Linked DNA regions of Homo sapiens: region 2 is linked to region 1. A link is a contact called in ENCODE Hi-C or POLR2A ChIA-PET data. All regions are on one chromosome and are shown on one strand. The core of a region is the stretch at or near the end of the contact, and the rest is flanking DNA. Distances in the headings are between cores, read along the strand shown. Region 1 holds the start of NDUFC2 (NADH:ubiquinone oxidoreductase subunit C2). Region 2 overlaps GAB2 (GRB2 associated binding protein 2).

Region 1 (3,173 bases), core at 116-2,615:
CCTCTCCTCTTTTCCCTCTGGAAATCCATAGAGCTTAGCAAAGCTACTGTGGTGGTTATTATCAGAATAGTCAGTGTCTCTGATAGGAAGCCAGTGACATACTACTGGGAAGTACAGCACACTGGTTTAGAGCCTCCTATTCAAACCGTGGTCCTCAGACCAGCAGCAGCAGTGTTTGAGCGCTTGTTGTTAACATCAAGTTCCTCCCCAGACCTCATGAATCAGGATCCGCTTTTTTTTTTTTTTTGAGACAGGGTCTCACTTTGTTGCACAGGTTGGAGTGCAATGGTGCAATCTCGGCTTACTGCAACCTCTGCCTTCCAGGCTCAAACGACCCTCCTGCCTCAGCCTCCCTCAGCCTGGGACCACAGGCGTGCACCACCACGCCCGGCTAACTTTTGTATTTTTTTGTAGGGACGGGTTTTCGCCCTATTGCCCATACTGGTATCGAATTCCTGAGCTCAGGCGATCCGCCCGCCACGGCCTCCCAAGGCGCTGGGATTACAGGTGTGAGCCACCTCGCGCAGCCCAGAATCCGAATTTTAACAAGACACCTATGCTATTCGTATGCACATTAAGTTTGAGAAGCACTGGTGTCCAATATCCATTCAGAGGTCAAAAAAAAAAAAAACCAAGCTCTGCTACTTAATAGCCATATGACCTTGGGCAAGCTGCTGTTAATCTGTTAGGCTCGGTTTCCTCGTTGTGAATAATACATCCCTAAAAGTGTTTTAAGGCCGAAATGCTATCAATAATGCCCACAGTGTGAGTAGTGCATGGCATGGAGTCATGGCTCATTTGCGCACACAGCACAACACGAACTGAGGAGAGTAGTTTCGGGTCCTTCACAGACTCAGTTCCTGCTTCACTGCACCTCAGTTTCTTCAAGTGCCAAATGACACTCTGGCTCTGCTTGATTCTAAAGAGCTAATGGGGCGCGGACTCCCCGGAAAGGCGAGATGGGGCCAGCTAGGCAAAAAGGCACGGAAAAGCAGAGCACCTCAGGGGGGCCTACGGCCGGGCCAGTCTGCAGCCCTACGACCCCTTCTCCTCCCAGCCGATCCCGGCCGCGCAGCACTCACCAGCCGTCGCGATCGGCCTCCGCCGGATTAGGTTATCAATCAGGCCGGAGCAGTAGCCCAAGAAGCCGATGTAGAGGAGCCGCGGGTCGGTCAGCTTGGGCGGGGGCAGGCTCCGGGCCTCATCCGGCAGAAACCGTAAGGGTTCTGGGTTCCGCCGTGCGATCATGGTGACGCCGTTTCCACTTGAGGCCTGGTCTCAGACCACGAACTACAAGGAAAACCACGACGACCACTACCCCGGCCTAAGCGGTCAGCTTTCTCCTCCTCCTCTGCGCGCCGGACTCACGGGCACGGCGCAGCGCGGTGCAGCGCCCAAACGCTTCCCGGTACGTGTTGCTGCGGGAACCCGGCACGCGAAGTTCCGGGCTACTAAGTTTCACTTTGCTCGTCCGCCCGCGCTAATTCTCTGGTGGGAGTGGGATTCACGGGCCTGGTAACGCGGGGTCGAGGAGTACCCCAAACGAGCCAAACTGGGCGAAGACTAGGAGATACTGATTTTCTTTTCTCCCAACTTCCCCAACCAGAATTGCCTCTCCCTCCCCTGCCCCTTCTGGAAAGATTTATCTTTTCATCCAATACCCACAAATGGGCATGATGCGTAGTTTTGATAAACGTAATTAATTGAAATTCCATAAAAGCTAGTTTTCGTTTTCTGAGTTTTCAGTCGTTCATTCGCATAGACACTCCCTCCAAAGCCTAAAATTAAGGTCTGGCCAGCAACAAAAGAATTTAGAGAAGCCCAGGACTGGATCGTTTTAGTCTATTGTTGAAATTCAGATTCGGAGGCAGCACCCTAAAATGTTTCACCTCTGGGTCTTCACGTCGTTACACATGGCTGAGTGAGGAGGTGTTCCCTAAAGGTTTGAGTAATGAGGCCAGGCGCCGTCACTCACGCCTGTAATCCCATCACTTTGGGAGGCTGAAGTGAGCGGATCACTTCAGGAGTTCAAGACCAGCTTGGCCAACATGGTGAAATCCCATCTCTACGAAAAATACAAAAAATTAGCTGGGCGTGGTGGCGGGTGCCTGTAGTCCCAGCTACTGGGAAGGCTGAGGCAGCATAATCGGCTGCTCGGGAAGCTGAGGGGGGAGAATCGCTTGAACCTGGGAGGTGGAGGTTGCAGTGAGCCGAGATCGCACCATTGCATTCCAGCCTGGTCAACAAGAGCGAAACTTCGTCTCAAAAAGAAAAAAAAAAAGGTTTGAGTAATGAAAGAAGGAATTTATAATTCTGTTAAGCAATTTTCCAGTCTCTGCTGTCAGGCCTCTCAGCCGAAGCTCAACCATTGTAACCCCTGTGACTTGCACATATGCGTCCAGATGGCCTGCGGGAGCCAAGAAGTCTGGGGCAGCCAAAAACCCACAAAAGAAGTAAAACAGCCACTTCCTGCCTTAACTGATTAACAAACATTCCACCATTGTGACTGGTCCCTGCCCTACCTTAACTGATCAACCATCCTTGTGACATTCTTCTTCTGGACAATAAGTCTTATGATCTCCCCATCATGTACCTTGTGACCCCCTCCCCTGCTAACAATAGATAACAACCACCTTTTACTGTAATTTTCCATTACCTACCTAAATCCTATAAAGCAACCCCTTCCCCATCTCCCTTCATTGATTCTCTTTTCGGACTCAGCCCACTTGCACCCAAGTGAATAAACAGCCTTGTTGCTCACACAAAGCCTGTTGGTGGTCTCTTCACACGGATGCATTTGACATTTGGTGCTATGACTTGGATCGGGGGACCTTCCTTGGGAGATCAATCCCCTGTCCTCCCGCTCTTTGCTCCGTGAGGAAGATCTACCTACGACCTCGGGTCCTCAGACCAGCCCAAGGAACATCTCACCAATTTTAAATCGGGTAAGTGGCCTCTTTCTACTCTCTTCTTCAACCTCTTTCACTATCCCTCAACCTCTTTCTCCTTTCAATTTCGGCACCACCCTTCAGTCTCTCCCTTCCCTTAATTTCGGTTCCTTTCCCTGTCTGGTAGAGACAGAGGAGACCCGTTTTATCTGTGGACCCAAAACTCTGGCGCTGGTCATGGACTCGGGAAGACTGTCTTCCCTTGTGTTTAGTCACTGCAGGGAC
Region 2 (3,194 bases), core at 56-2,555, 140 kb after region 1:
CTCAGGTCAAGTGGTGTTGGCTTTGCTGGAGCAGGAAAAGAAAGTCTGGTAATCAGCCAGTAATGATAATGCTACACATACACACCTTATATATAACACATGAGCATGTTTATAAAGGCCTGCAAAGTCATTCCAGTTTCACACAGGGAAACTGACGCTCAGCGAGGTTGTATAATCTTTGCCCATATTGATGAGCCTTGAAGTCATGTCTTCAGATTCCAAATTATATATTCTTTCTGCTGTATCTATGGTAATTATATTTTCAGAATCAAAAGTGGGGACACAGGGTTTGACAACAGATTTTTCTCCCTCAATTTATGACTTCATTTAAAAATAAAAGACTATATATAAAATATATTTATATATTAATATATTAATATTTATAAAAATATATACTATTTATATATTAACACACATATATGTATTTTTTAAGACGGGGTCTCACTCTGTTGCTCAGGCTGGAGTGCAGCGGCGCAATCTCAGCTCACTGCAACCTCTGCCTCCTGAGTTCAAGTGATTCTCCTGCCTCAGCCTCCCTAGTAGCTGGGACTATAGGCGCCTGCCACCACGCTTAGCTAATTTTTATATTTTTAGTAGAGACGGGGTTTCACTATTTTGGCCAGGCTGGTCTCGAACTTCTGACCTCAGGTGATCCACTCGCCTCAGCCTCCCAAAGTGTTGGGGTTACAGGCGTACAGGCGTGAGCCATGGCGCCCAGCCAAGAGACCATATTTGAAGTATAGATGGTCACCGTGACTACTCCCTGCTGCTCCTGGCCAGGTCGGTGCAAGCCACAGTGGAGGAAGGTAGATGCCATAAGGGCTTGAGGGCTTCAGTTCCAAATGCTAAGATTTGAATTCCCTGTTGGCCAGACCCACAGGGGGCTATCTCTGCCTAGCTATCCTACTCCTCCCTTTGAATCCTTGCCACTGATCCAATGCCAGGAGAGTGAGATTGTAGCAGACGAGGACCTTGCCTGGTCTACATGCAGGGGGCACAAAGCTGACTTTACTGAACGCCTGCTATGTACCAAAGTACTATCCTAGATGCTCTCCTTTGCAGCAAACCTGGGAGGTAGGAATTACCATCTGCATTTCACAGATAAGAAAACTGAGACTCAGATTTTACATGATTTGCCCCAAGTCACACCTCTCAAGTCCAGGATCCACATGACCCCTAAGCAAATGGAAAGAGTCCCTAGCCACTGTCCAGAGATGGGACAGGGGAAAGAATGGACTTACCTTTCCGATCAGGTTTGAGGTTGCGGTTGACAGGGGGTGGCTGAATCTCACTTCCTCTGCTGGGGCCTCGGTGCACAGGAAGGGTTGTTGATGGGTAGCCAAGTGAGTCAAAGTGATGGGCCCCTGGGCTCATTGGGATGTAGACGCTCTGGGAATTATCACCTGCTCGTTCCATGGCCAACAGGGTGGAAGAACCTGGATTCATGGGCACATAGTTGTCTTCAGAATTGGTGCTGTCCGATCGGCCCACAATCATTTTCCCTGGCTAGGGAGAGGAACAGTGAAAGAAATACAGCTGTTACTAGCAAGAAGAAACAGGAAGGGGGTAAGACTTTGTAAATGAGGCAAGACAAGTCATGACTGGGTTAGCTATACTTTGAAGCTGTAAGGGAGACCTTGGGGAGACCAAATAAGAAAGCAGAGTAGTGGGAGGCTGAGGCAGGTGGATCACTTGAGGTGAGGGGTTCGAGACCAGCTTGGCCAACATGGCAAAACCTCCTCTCTACTAAAAATCCAAAGTATTAGCTGGGCGTGGTGGCATATGCTTGTAGTCCCAGCTACTCAGGAGGCTGAGGCACGAGAATCGCTTGAAGCTGGGAGGCCAAGGTTGTAGTGAGCCAAGATCATGCCACTGCACTCCAGCCTGGGTGACAGAGTGAGACTCTGTTTCAAAAAATAAAAAATAAAAAAAAGGAAGCAGAGTGGGAGACAAGAATATATGAGGTCTGTGGGCCCCTTCAAGCCTTCACGATCCTTTGGCATCCACTAATAATTTTTGATAAATCTAGAGTATAAAATATTCTTGGTGACTGGGTCCACTTGGCTTTCTGGACGCCTGACCAACACTGTGGGTGGCATAGTCCATAGACTGTAGGTTTGGTTCAGGACCTGCCCTCCACCTCAAGTCCAGACTCACCACTGGCAGGTCAGCATCTCAGGCCCTGGATCAGAACAAGGAGCATATTAGGAGTCCTGGCTCTGGAAGGTGAGGTCTGGGGCCAGTTGTGTTTCCCCAGTCCAGGTTTCTAAGTACCTGGGGCTCACTCCAGGCACCTAGGGGACCACCAAGCTGCAGTCAGAGCTTCTACAGAGTTGTGTGATACAGCAATCCCAGCCTTCCTCTAACTCTTGCTCTATCTGCCGTGACATACAACTAAGCTGCTTCTGCCTTGGTTACCTGATTTCACTGTCTTTTCAGTGGGCCTGAAGCCAGGCCCTGGTCTTCTTGCCTGACACCTTGGAGAACTGCGGTTAGCATCTTCCAGAGGGCAGCCTGGGATCCTGCACTCAAGCCATAATTCTGCCACTTAGCCTGACTGTGAGTACCACCCTTGCCTGGAGTCTCACACTGCAGCCTCCCTCCTGCATGTGAGGCCACGTGGGTAAGGTTGCTGTCTTAGAGGTTCCCCCACCGTGCAGCCTGGGTCTATTGCATTCTAGATCCTCTGCTTACCTACAAGGTTGGTGAACCTTGTAATCCAGTCTACCTTAGCACATACATTTCTTCCAGACTAGAATACTTATATCTTACTTGTCCAAAGACTCAACGCAGGGTTCTGAACTGAGACAAGAACTTGGGCAGGGTCCTAAGATGGAGACGCCATCAATCTTTTGGGGTTGTGCTTTTAATTCCATAAGGTGTGACCTTTTACCTAACCAGGCCGGCCTGAGGACCCTTGGGTTAACCCACACTCACCAGGAAAGAGCCAACTCCATCACTCATGGATTCAGCAGACCGGCCTGCACTCTCTCCACCACGCTGTGGGTACTCGTAGGTCTCACAGGAAGAAGCTGACAGAGGAAGGAGGATTCATAAGTACTCATGGTTGATTCATGTGTTGACACTTACCCATACCCTCACCAGTGTGGTTCAAGGTCTTACTGATACTCCAGAAGATACTACTCTCAACCCCAAATGATAAGGAATTTCTTCGAACACATCACTCCTCAGTT

The links. A loop is a pair of places that touch in the nucleus more often than their neighbours do. ChIA-PET counts read pairs that join two places held with the same protein, here RNA polymerase II (POLR2A). Pooled maps may share reads with other maps.
Region 2: a map with no recorded cell type shows a loop between it and region 1 (6-fold over the local background). The contact joins the enhancer-like site here to the promoter of NDUFC2 in region 1. A Hi-C loop is called at or near these places in 4 of 37 single-sample maps with no recorded cell type and 4 of 50 pooled maps. POLR2A ChIA-PET finds 5 or more read pairs at or near these places in 1 of 52 experiments (H1).

What each region holds. Positions count from the first base shown.
Region 1 is chr11:78,078,497-78,081,669 of GRCh38, forward strand. It overlaps NDUFC2 (NADH:ubiquinone oxidoreductase subunit C2), which reads right to left and starts at 1,366. Exons shown (of 3, transcript NM_004549.6): 1 at 1,083-1,366. The coding sequence starts at 1,248. NDUFC2-KCTD14 (NDUFC2-KCTD14 readthrough) reads right to left here and starts at 1,366. Exons shown (of 3, transcript NM_001203262.2): 1 at 1,083-1,366. The coding sequence starts at 1,248. LOC105369401 (a long non-coding RNA gene) reads left to right here and starts at 2,699. Exons shown (of 3, transcript XR_950342.2): 1 at 2,699-2,945. RefSeq lists an enhancer at 1,086-1,145 and a silencer at 1,349-1,538.
Region 2 is chr11:78,222,171-78,225,364 of GRCh38, forward strand. It overlaps GAB2 (GRB2 associated binding protein 2), which reads right to left. Exons shown (of 10, transcript NM_080491.3): 5 at 2,938-3,032; 6 at 1,242-1,506; 7 at 1-25. It also overlaps a transcript of USP35 not described here. Among named protein-coding and RNA genes, the nearest start is that of USP35, 35 kb to the left of the region's middle. RefSeq lists a silencer at 1,173-1,262 and enhancers at 1,353-1,622, 1,663-1,742. Within about 2 kb of position 1,306, at least 3 of the 41 ENCODE cell types and tissues checked have a DNase peak (open chromatin) inside an H3K27ac peak, as active enhancers do.